3 separate regions of the Homo sapiens genome follow, and regions 1 and 2 are each linked to region 3. A link is a contact called in ENCODE Hi-C or POLR2A ChIA-PET data. All regions are on one chromosome and are shown on one strand. Each heading gives the region's core, a stretch centred on a gene start or an enhancer-like site at or near the end of the contact. The rest is flanking DNA. Distances are from core to core; before and after follow the strand shown. Region 1 holds the start of ZNF780A (zinc finger protein 780A). Region 2 holds the start of ZNF780B (zinc finger protein 780B). Region 3 has its middle 14 kb from the start of LEUTX.

Region 1 (3,573 bases), core at 769-3,268, 300 kb before region 3:
TAATACAGGAATTTTTCAAACATTACATAATTTCAATTACCTTAGTATTCATACCTTTTCGAATTTGTACTACTTTGGACAATATATTATATATTCAGCTATTATTGAGTTCTAATTTAATTCCATTTTTGTCAAAGAATATGCTTTGTATGACTCGAATCCTCTTACATTTATTGAGACTTGTTTTATGGCCCAGAATATGGCCTATACTGGTAAGTATCCCCTGTCCACATAGATGAATTTTACTGTCATTGAGGAGAGTGTTCTCAAATATAAATGAGATCAAGTAAGTTGATATGTAGCTCAAATCTGCTATACCCTGTTGCTTTTCTGTGTTTGTTCTATCAATTACCAAGAGAGATATATTGAAATATCTGACTATAATTGTGGATCTGTCTCCTTTTCGATCTAATAGATTTTTCTTCCCATACTTAGAAGCTTTGCTTTTAGGAGCAAAATTTATGTTTGTTTTTTTCTACTCGATGAGCTATCTCCTTTATCATTATTATGCCCTTCTTTATCTCTGGTAATAGTCTATGTCCGGAGTCTACTTTGTTTTTAATAAAGCCACTCCAGCTTTCTTTTGACTAGTGTTAGGATGGTGTATATTTTTCCATCCTTTTACTCTTAACCTTTTAGTGCTTTTCATTTAACATATTACCTGTAGGTAGCACCCATTTGGGTCTGACTTTTTGTTTATTTATTTATTTAATTATCTTTTTTTATTATACTTTAAGTTCTAGGGTACATGTGCACAAAGTGCAGGTTTGTTACATATGTATACATGTGCCATGTTGGTGTGCTGCACCCATTAACTCGTCATTTACATTAGGTATATCTTCTAATGCTATCCCTTCCCCCTCCCCCGACCCCACTATAGGCCCCGGTGTGTGATGTTCTCCACCCTGTGTCCAAGTGTTCTCATTGTTCAATTCTCACCTATGACTGAGAACATTTGGTGTTTGGTTTTCTGTCCTTGCGATAGTTTGCTCAGAATGATGGTTTCCAGCTTCATCCATGTCCCTACAAACGACATGAACTCATCCTTTTTATGGCTGCATAGTATTCCATGGTGTATATGTGCCACATTTTCTTAATCCAGTCTATCATTGATGCACATTTGGGTCTGACTTTTTAAAAAATCCAATCTGACAATCTTTTTAAATTAAGGTGTTTAGACCATTTACATTTAATGTGATTATTGATATGGTTGAGTTAATCATCTTATTTGTTTTCTGTCACAATTCTGGAATGAAAAGACGTTTTGCTCTTTATTATTACATGTTTCCTCCTTATGTAGCATAGGAAACTAGAAAAATGATTTTGAAAGTTAAATATTGTTAGACTACAACAGTGAAATCAGGCTCTTCCTAGGAAAAGCAAGCCCTTTTTTGCATTTGTTTATACTATTTTAACAAAGTGTTAATTATTCATCCTTCAAGATAAGGCAAGTAATTATCTGTGTATTTTTATCCGTTTCCATGTCGTCCTGAATCACGTTTTTCTCTCCAGATAACAGGAACATTGTCTCGAAGAATCCAGGACATTTGATTCTGAAATCTCCAATGTGAACCACACTTCCTCTCCTAGTATATAACCAACCAATTCTTTAGTTCAAGCTTTTCAAATTTATCCTAAGTCCCCTTCAAATAGCACAGAGAAGTGGAAGCCTATCGCTGGGGTCTGAGACAAAGGAGTTAAAGCACCTACATGTTGACATAATTTTACTTTAAATTCTTCTTTCTTCTTTAAAAGTTCTGCTCATTTGCATTCTCCATGGAGAGAAAAAGTAAATTATACTGACGCTCCGAGAGGGAAACGCTCTTCTCACATGGGGATCCTTGCTCATGGCAACAACCTGTGCACCCCGCGGGCTGGAACTCCCACGAATCCACTAGGCTCGGCTCCCTTAGGGGTCAGCCCCCATAGTATGCTGGGATCAACCTGAACGGATCACAGCTCAAGGCTTCTGAGGCTTTTTCTGTTCGGGACTGTATTTCCCAGCGGCCACCGCGCCAGTCCACTTCCGGTCTCCGGGGTCGACGACATAGCGGGGTAAGGTCTTCACGTCTGAGGAAGAGATCTGTGGCTGCGGGAGATCTCTGCGGATTGGGGCTCCAGCCTGACTGACCCGACAGTGCGGGTGGCCTAGGGGGAGGCGCTCAGAGTAGGAACCCGGGGGTGCAGACGGGATCTGCCGGATCCCCAGGCGTGTGTGTGCGCGGGTATCAGAGGAGGGGGATTGTGAGATCATGAGTGACGGAGGGGACTGTGAGTGTGTGCGTGAGGTTCTATGCACAGGCCCGGGAGGGCGTGTGGACGCAGCGCACTTTGCTGAGTGACACTGTGCCGGTGCCCCTAGGCTCCTGCTGCTTCCTCCCTCTTTCCGCTTCACAGCTGCGGGGACTGCAGCAGAGGAATGGCCCCAGTAGGGAGGTCAGATATTGAGCCGAGAATGAAGCTTTACACAAGAAAGCGCAGAAGTGCCCCCGAGTGTTCCCCAGGGGGGCAGCTACATGTTGAGAACCACAGCGTCCTCAGAGCTCTGTCCCCAGAAACCAGCTCCAAACTGGTTGTACTGGTTGAATCGATTCCTCTTCCTTTTACTTCCTTCCTATTTCGTGTGAAGTGAGGGAAATTGTGGCTATGGAGGGAGGGTGTTTTCAAACTTAGTCTGCGCTCCAAGAAATGCCTGGAGTCTCACGCTTGCCGTATCCTTCTCCAGTCGTATTTTTATCCAAAAGAAGGACCTGGAGGAGGATGAGAGCGTTACTGCTGCACACCTAAAGTCAAGGGTGAGTTTGTGCTTTGTATTTGTTCAAGACATGCGTTTTTGATTTTAGAATATTGAGATTTCCCCTTAAATTTTCAGTGAAACTAGGGGGATATGCAAATTGATTCGTGCCCCCTCCTTCACCTTTCCACTTAATAGTCACAAAACAATTTGGCAAATCGTTCACACCTTCCTGTGCGCTCTCTTTTTCGAAGCTGGTATAGAAATACACCTCCAGTAGTTAATATTAAAGCTCCATTTTAGACCCATATTTGGGAAGGAGGAGATTAGTGTTTAGGTGGAATCACACACTAGACATCAGTTGGTCTTTACAGACCTCCTTTTCAAAACAGGGAAGAATGGAGATGGTTGGATGATCTCCATTGCCTGTGAGGCATTCGGTAGTGGAAAAGTGACCGCACAGAAATTGGTATCAACAAGAGCCAGGATTTTTCCAGGGAGTCCATGAGATGATATTTGTAATACTTGCCAGATCTCTCTGAGGTTTGGCAGCTCCAGTTGTGTTTTAGGCGTGTGTGTGTGAGTGTGTGTGTGTGTGTGTGTGTGTGTACTGTGAGAGGCAGTACACTGTTGTGGTTAAGAATAGGGGAGTGGATCCAGAGTATCTGGGTTGGAATATTGGTTCTGTCATTAGAATGAATTAATATCGTAAAGCCCCTTAGAGCAGTGCTAGGCATATAATAATGTTTAATATGTTTTAACTGTTGTTTTTTGTGTAGTCATTTTAAGTCATTCCCCTTGACTCTCTACAGAACAGGAGCATTGGGAATATGTGATTC
Region 2 (3,405 bases), core at 398-2,897, 260 kb before region 3:
AATTATGACTCATAAAGGAAATTTTCAAACATTATATAATTTCAATTATCATAGTATTCATACATTTTCAAATTTTTACTACTTTGGACAATATATAGTGAGCTGTTATTGATTTCTAATTTAATTCCATTTTTGTCAAAAACATTCTTTGTATGACTTGAGTCCATTTACTCATTTATGGAGACTTGCTTTATGGCCCAGAATATGGTATACGCTGGAAAGTGTCTCCTGTCCACCTAAGATGAATTTTACTGTCTTTGAGAAGAGTGTTCCAGAAGTGTAAATGAGATCAAGCAGGTTGATATGTTGTTTAGATAATCTATACCCTGTTGCTTTTCTGCATTAGTTCTATCAATTACCAAGAGAGATATGTTGAAATATCTGATTATAATTGTGGATTTGTCTGTTACTTTATTGATCTAACAGGTTTTTACTCACATACTTAGAAGCTGTATTAAGAGCATAATTTAGGTTTGTTCTTTCCACTGGATGAACTGTATCCTTCATCATTATGATGATGTAACTTTCTTTATCCCTGATATAGTCTTTTTGGTGAAGTCACTTTGTTTTTAATATAGCCACTCCAGCTTTCTTTTGACTAGTGTTAGGATTTTATATATTTTTCCATCCTTTTACTTTTAACCTATTAGTGCTTTTATATTTTAAGTATTACCTGTAGGTAGCACGTATTTGGGTCTGACTTTTAAAAAAAAAATCCAACCTGACAACCTTCTTAAGTTAAGGTGTTAGACCAGTTACACTTAATGTGATCATTGATCCAATTAAGTTTGTTATCTTGCTATCTGTTTTCTGTCACAGTCGGGAATGAAAAGACATTTTGCTCTTCATTATTCCACGTTTCCGCTTTATATAGCATAGGAAACTACAAAAATCATTTTGAAAGTTCAATGTTGCTAGATTACAACAGTGAAATCAAGCTTTTCCTACGAAAAACAAACCCCCTTTGGCATTTATTTAGACTGTTTTAAGAAAATGTGTTAATTATTCATCCTTCAAGATAAGGCAAGTAATTCTCTGTGTACTTTTATCTGTTTCCATGCCGTCCTGAATCACGTTTTTCTCTCCAGATAACAGGAAGATTGTCTTGAAGAATCAAGTATATTTGATTCTGAAATCTCTCATGTAAACCACACTTCCTCTTCTAGTATAAAACCAACGATTCCTTTTCTTTCTTTCTTTCTTTTTTTTTTTTTTTTTGAGACGGAGTCTCTCCAACCATTTCTTTAGTTCAGGCTTTTCAAATTTATCCTAAGTCCCTTCAAATAGCACAAAGGGGAAGCCTATGCTCGGATCTGAGACGAAGAGGTCAAAGCAGCTACATTTTGACGTAATTTTACTTTAAATTCTTCTTTAAAAGTTCTGCTCATTTGCATTCTTTTGCATAGAGAGAAAAGGTAATTTACCCTGACGCACCGAAAACAGCAACGCTCCTCTCAGATGGGGATTCTCGCCCGTGGCCGCAACCTCTGCACCCCACGGTCTGGAACTCCCACAAATCCATTAGGCTCGGGTCCCTTAGGAGCCCCCAATGTATGCTGGGATCAACCTGAACAGACCATAGACCAAGACTTCTGAGGTTCTTTCTGCTCAGGACTGTATTTCCCAGAGGCCACCGCACCGGAATTAGCGGTTCCACTTCCTGTCTCCTGGGGTTGACGACCTAGCTGGGTAAGGTCTTCACGTCCTAGGAAGAAATCGGTGGCTGCGGGAGGTCTTCGTGGACTGGGACTCGAACCTGACCGACCCGGCAGTGCGGGTGGGCGAGAGCGAGGCGCTCAGAGGAGGAACCCGGGGCGCAGACGGAATCTGCCAGATCCTTAGGCGTGCGTGTGCGCGGGCATCAAAGGATGGGGATTGCGCGATCTTGAGTGACGGAGGGGACTGTGTGAGTGTGTGCGTGAGGCCCTGTGCACAGGACCGGGACGGCGTGTGGACGCAGTGCGTTTTGCTGGGGCTGTGTGAGTGTCACTGTGCCGGTGGTACTAGGCTCCTGCTGCTTCCTCCGTCTTTCCCCTTCAAAGCTGCAGAGGCTGCAGCAGAGGAATGAAAATGTCCCCAGTAGGGAGGTTAGATATTGAACCGAGAATGAAGCTTTGCACAAGAAGGCGCAGATCTGGACTCGGGGTGGGAATATGAGAGCTGGAAGTGCCTCTTGAGGGTCCCCCAGGAGGGCAGCTACATGTTGAGAACCCAGCGTCCCTCAGAGATCTGTCCCCAGGAACCAGCTTCGAACTCAGACCGATTCCTCCTCCTTTTATTTCCTTCTCATTTCGTACGAAGTGAGGGAAGTTGTGGCCATGGAGGGTGCTTTCAAACTTAGTCTGCGCTCCAAGAAAAGCCTGGAGTCTCACGCTTGCCGTATCCTTCTCCAGTCGTATTATTATCCAAAAGAAGGACCGAGAGGAGGATGAGAGCGTTATTGTTGCACACTTAAGTCAAGGGTGAGTTTGTGCTTTGTATTTGTTCAAGAAATGCGTTTTTGATTTTAGAATATAGAGGTTCCTGTAAATTTTTAGTGAATTTCAGGAGAATATGCAAATTGATTCTTGCCCCCTCCCATTGTGCCGCCTCCCAGCGAGCCGTTCCCCACCCCGCCCGCTCCCCACCTTGCCATTTAATATTCACAGAGCCATTTGGCAAATCGTTCACACCTTCCTGTACGCTCTCTTCTTCTAAGCTGGTATAAAAATAGTCCTCCAGAGGTTTATATTAAAGCTTTATTTTAGACTCTGCTTTGAAAAGAAGATTAGTTTGTGGAATCACACGCCAGGTTTCTGACTCTTTACAGGCCTCCTTTTCCAAGTAGGGAAGAATGGAGATGGTTGGGTGATTTCCATTCGTCTGTGAGGCTTTCAGGAATCGGAAAGTGATTGCACAGAAATTGGTATCAACCAGAGTCAGGATTTTTCGGGAGAGTCCATGAGATGATAATTGTAATACTTGCCAGATCTCTGTGAGATTCGGCAGTTCCGGTTGCATTTTGGGCTATTTGTGTGAACTGTGAGAGGCAGTACGCTGTTGCGGTTAAGAATAGGGGAGTGGATCCAGAGTATCTGGGTTGGAATGTTTGTTCTGTCCGTTTCTGGTCTTCTCAGGCTTGTAATGAACATTAGAATGAATTAATACTCTAAAACCTCTTAGAGCAGTGCTAGGCATATAATAATAAATGTTTAATGTTTTAGCTTTTGTTTTCGTGTGGTCATTTTAGGTCATTTCCCTTGACTTTCTATAGGACAGGAGCATTGGGAATATGTGATTCATTGTGATTGCTGCTTGCATAGTAAGAAAATGAGTGAGTTGCTCAAATGATCTAGGACAGAAGTTCTTTTTAAATTGACAGATAAAATTGTATGTATTTATCGTGTGCAACATGATGTTTTATAG
Region 3 (3,239 bases), core at 263-2,762:
AAAAAAAAAAGAGAGCAGGTGGGGTGGTATGATGTTCTCTGAACATCTCTTCCCTGGGACTCCTCTCTTGGCACCCTTTCCCCTGAGCTTTAGAAGAGTGCCCAATTTTTTTGTCCATCGAGCAGTGTAATAAACCTACTCTCAAAAATTAAGACAGTTCGGCCGGGCACAGTGACCCATGCCTGTTAATCCCAGCACTTTGGGAGGCAGAGGCGGGTGGATCACGAGGTCAGGTAATCGAGACCATCTTGCCAACATGGTGAAACCCCGTCTCTACCAAAAATACAAAAATTAGCTGGGTGTGGCGGCGCGTGCCTGTAATCCCAGCTATTCGGGAGGCTGAAGTGGGAGAATCACTTGAACCCGGGAGGCGCAGATCGCAGTGAGCCAAGATCACGCCACTGCACTCCAGCCTGGCAACAGAGCGAGACTCTGTCTCAATAAATAAATAAATAAATAAATAAATAAATAAATAAATAAATAAAAATTAAGACAGTTCATTAAGCAGACGTGGAGACGGCCTGGAGTATGATAGGATTTTAGGATTTTTTTTTAAAGGCAGGAGACAAAGTTGTTAATCACAATTTGCCCATTATGTAGACTCTATGTGAATACAGACATGGAGAGGGCCAGGGAAAGAAGGAGACAGTTGCTTTGGGCATTGTAAGAAAACTCACTCTTCAATAGATGCTCTCTCTCTCTCTTTTTTTTTTTTTTTTTTTTGAGACAGAGGAGTCTCCCTCTCTCGCCTAAGCTGGAGTGCAGTGGTGCGATCTCGGCTTACTGCAACCTCCGCCTCCCAGGTTCAAGCGATTCTCCCACCTCAGCCTCCTGAGTAGCTGAGCTGGTATTACAGGCGAGGGCCACCACGCCTGGCTAATTTTTGTATTTTTAGTAGAGACAGGGTTTCACCATGTTGGCCAGAGTGGTGTCGAACTCCTGACCTCAGGTGATCCTCCAGCCTTGGCCTTCCAAAGTGCTGGTATTACAGGTGTGAGCCACCGTGCCCTGCCTTCAATAGATAGTCTTAAACAAAAACCTTAACAAAATAATCAGAGATATTGAGGGTTTTAAAAGAAATCTTTAGCATTTCAAAGGTTTGGACGAGGGGGATTGGATACATTTTTAAAATAAATTTTTTATTTTAGAATGGTTTTAGATTTACAGAAAAATTAAGGAGACAGTACAATTACGATTTGTCGGAATGTATAGCAGAATTTGCCCATAAAACCTTCTAGGACTTTCTTAGATCTTTTACTTCCTTTGTAAGTTCTTTGGTTATTGGTCCATTCAGACTTCCTATTTTTTCGTAGACTAATTGTTGCCATTAAAACTTCCATGAAGAATCTTCCATTTTCATCTTCATTTAAATTTTTAGGTTTAAAAAAAAAAAAAAAGAACCCTCTGCCTCCCCAGGCCCCTGGGGATCCAACCCTCGCTCCTGATTGGACATCAAGGATAAGGGGTGAGGCTTAAGCGCTGAGTGACATATTGAAAGTCGAGCGGGGAACTTGGACAGAACCTCTTGTTAGAAAGCAGGTTGGGGCGGCCGGGTCAACTCGTGTTTCCCGACCAGTTTGTGGACCTAGGAAACAGGGGTCCCTGTGCACAACAGGAGTGCTGCCCACCGGCAGGAGATGGCACAGAGGACCACAGCCTGGCTCAGTTCCCCTGCAAACATCATCCCAAGCGCCCCGCGCGCTTTCATGGGATGTTCGCGGAGCGCCCCCTGGAGCTCAAAGGCTGGTGGTGACCCTGGAGTTAGGCATCTGGGCTGCTTAATACATTCATTTCCCAAACTCTCAGGACATGGCTTAGCCCCAGGCTTCTGGGATTGCTCCCCAGGATCAGTTCCCACTTCCCAGTCAAGTTCCACCACCACGACCCCTTGCTTCACCGGGGGGTGAGATGCAGCTCACCAATTCCTCCGAAGACAGACATCCCTGTTACATGTAGGGAACAGCTTTTGTTGTTGTTGTTGTTTTAAAAAGCTCCCACCACACCTGCCACCAACAATTCTCAATGTTTTATTTTTCTTAAATGTTCATGCAAACAGAATAACAAAGTAAACAACCGTGTACTCACTATTTCACCGCTTAATACAGTCGTTTATTAAATTTCAGAAGTAAGCTATGCTCACCATAAAAAATGCCTAAACATTACGAAAGTCAAAAGCAAAACTCCAGGCTGTGGTCTTATCCTCCAGCTCATAGGGTCCCTTCTAGAGAACGTGGTTGTATTTGCAAATCTGCACTCAGAGGATGGGTGGGTTACAAGAGAGCACTCTATACCAGGGGTCCCCAACACCCCCGCTCCCCACCCCCACAGACGGGTACCCATGGTGGCCTGTTAGGAACCAGACCGCCACAGCAGGAGGTGAGCAGCGGGCCAGCCAGCAAAGCTTCATCTATATTTGCAGCCACTCCCCATCGCTGGCATTACAGCCTGAGCTCCGCCTCCTGTCAGGTCAGCTTGGGCACTAGATTCTCACAGGAGCGCAAACTCTATTGTGAACTGCGCATTCGAGGGATCTAGGTTGCATGCTCCTTATGAGAATCGAATGCCTGATGATCTGTCACTGTCTCCCATCACCCCCAGATGGGACCATCTAGTTGCAGGAAAACAAGTTCAGGGCTCCCATTAGATTTGACATTATGGTGAGTTGTATACTTATTTGATGATATATTATAATGTAATAATAATAGAAATAAAGTGCACAATAAATGTATTATGCTTGAATTTTCCCCAAACAATCCCCCACCCCAACCCACCCACCCCACCGCTGCCGTCTGTGGAAAAATTTTCTTCCACGAAACCAGTTCCTGGTGCCAAAAACATTGGGGACCGCTGCACCTCACAGTTCCGCAGCTGCTACCATCCTGGTTTATCGATACATCTTGAGGCCTCCAGGTCAGCCCCTGCAGCTTTACCTTCTTGTTTATAGCTGCATAGACTTAGATGGTCAGAGAATAGTCCAGTCTCTGTTCCATCCAGCTTTAGAGCCTCAGCGTTTCTTCACATCAGTCACTTACTTATTAATTATTTAAAGGTTCTTGCTTCTTCTTCCTGAAACTAAAGGAGAGGTACCTGATCAAGTTGAATTTTGCAAAGGTGAGTAGTGACTTTTACAGCTAACTCCTGGGATTGGCTGGTGGAACTCAAGGGCTCCAGCCCTCACTAAGTTCTCTTAGGGAATCATTCATTCCTTTAAGATCAAGCTAGACATTTTTTTTTTTTTT

The links. Hi-C counts contacts between places; a loop is a spot of excess contacts on that map. ChIA-PET counts read pairs that join two places held with the same protein, here RNA polymerase II (POLR2A). Pooled maps may share reads with other maps.
Region 1: a loop to region 3 is called in a pooled map, with 5 times the contacts of the local background. The contact joins the promoter of ZNF780A here to the enhancer-like site in region 3. A Hi-C loop is called at or near these places in 1 of 168 maps with a recorded cell type or tissue (CD8-positive, alpha-beta T cell), 1 of 37 single-sample maps with no recorded cell type and 9 of 50 pooled maps. POLR2A ChIA-PET finds 5 or more read pairs at or near these places in 3 of 52 experiments (GM12878, OCI-LY7 and Panc1).
Region 2: a loop to region 3 is called in a pooled map, with 4 times the contacts of the local background. The contact joins the promoter of ZNF780B here to the enhancer-like site in region 3. A Hi-C loop is called at or near these places in 6 of 50 pooled maps. POLR2A ChIA-PET finds 5 or more read pairs at or near these places in 2 of 52 experiments (OCI-LY7 and RWPE1).

The regions. Positions count from the first base shown.
Region 1 is chr19:40,089,388-40,092,960 of GRCh38, reverse strand. It overlaps ZNF780A (zinc finger protein 780A), which reads left to right and starts at 2,018. Exons shown (of 6, transcript NM_001142578.2): 1 at 2,018-2,055; 2 at 2,726-2,795. RefSeq lists a silencer at 1,867-2,196 and an enhancer at 1,744-2,285.
Region 2 is chr19:40,054,473-40,057,877 of GRCh38, reverse strand. ZNF780B (zinc finger protein 780B) reads left to right here and starts at 1,647. Exons shown (of 5, transcript NM_001005851.3): 1 at 1,647-1,689. RefSeq lists an enhancer at 1,658-1,787.
Region 3 is chr19:39,791,649-39,794,887 of GRCh38, reverse strand. No RefSeq gene overlaps it. Among named protein-coding and RNA genes, the nearest start is that of LEUTX, 14 kb to the right of the region's middle. Within about 2 kb of position 1,512, at least 2 of the 41 ENCODE cell types and tissues checked have a DNase peak (open chromatin) inside an H3K27ac peak, as active enhancers do; they include GM12878, where a contact is called at or near this core.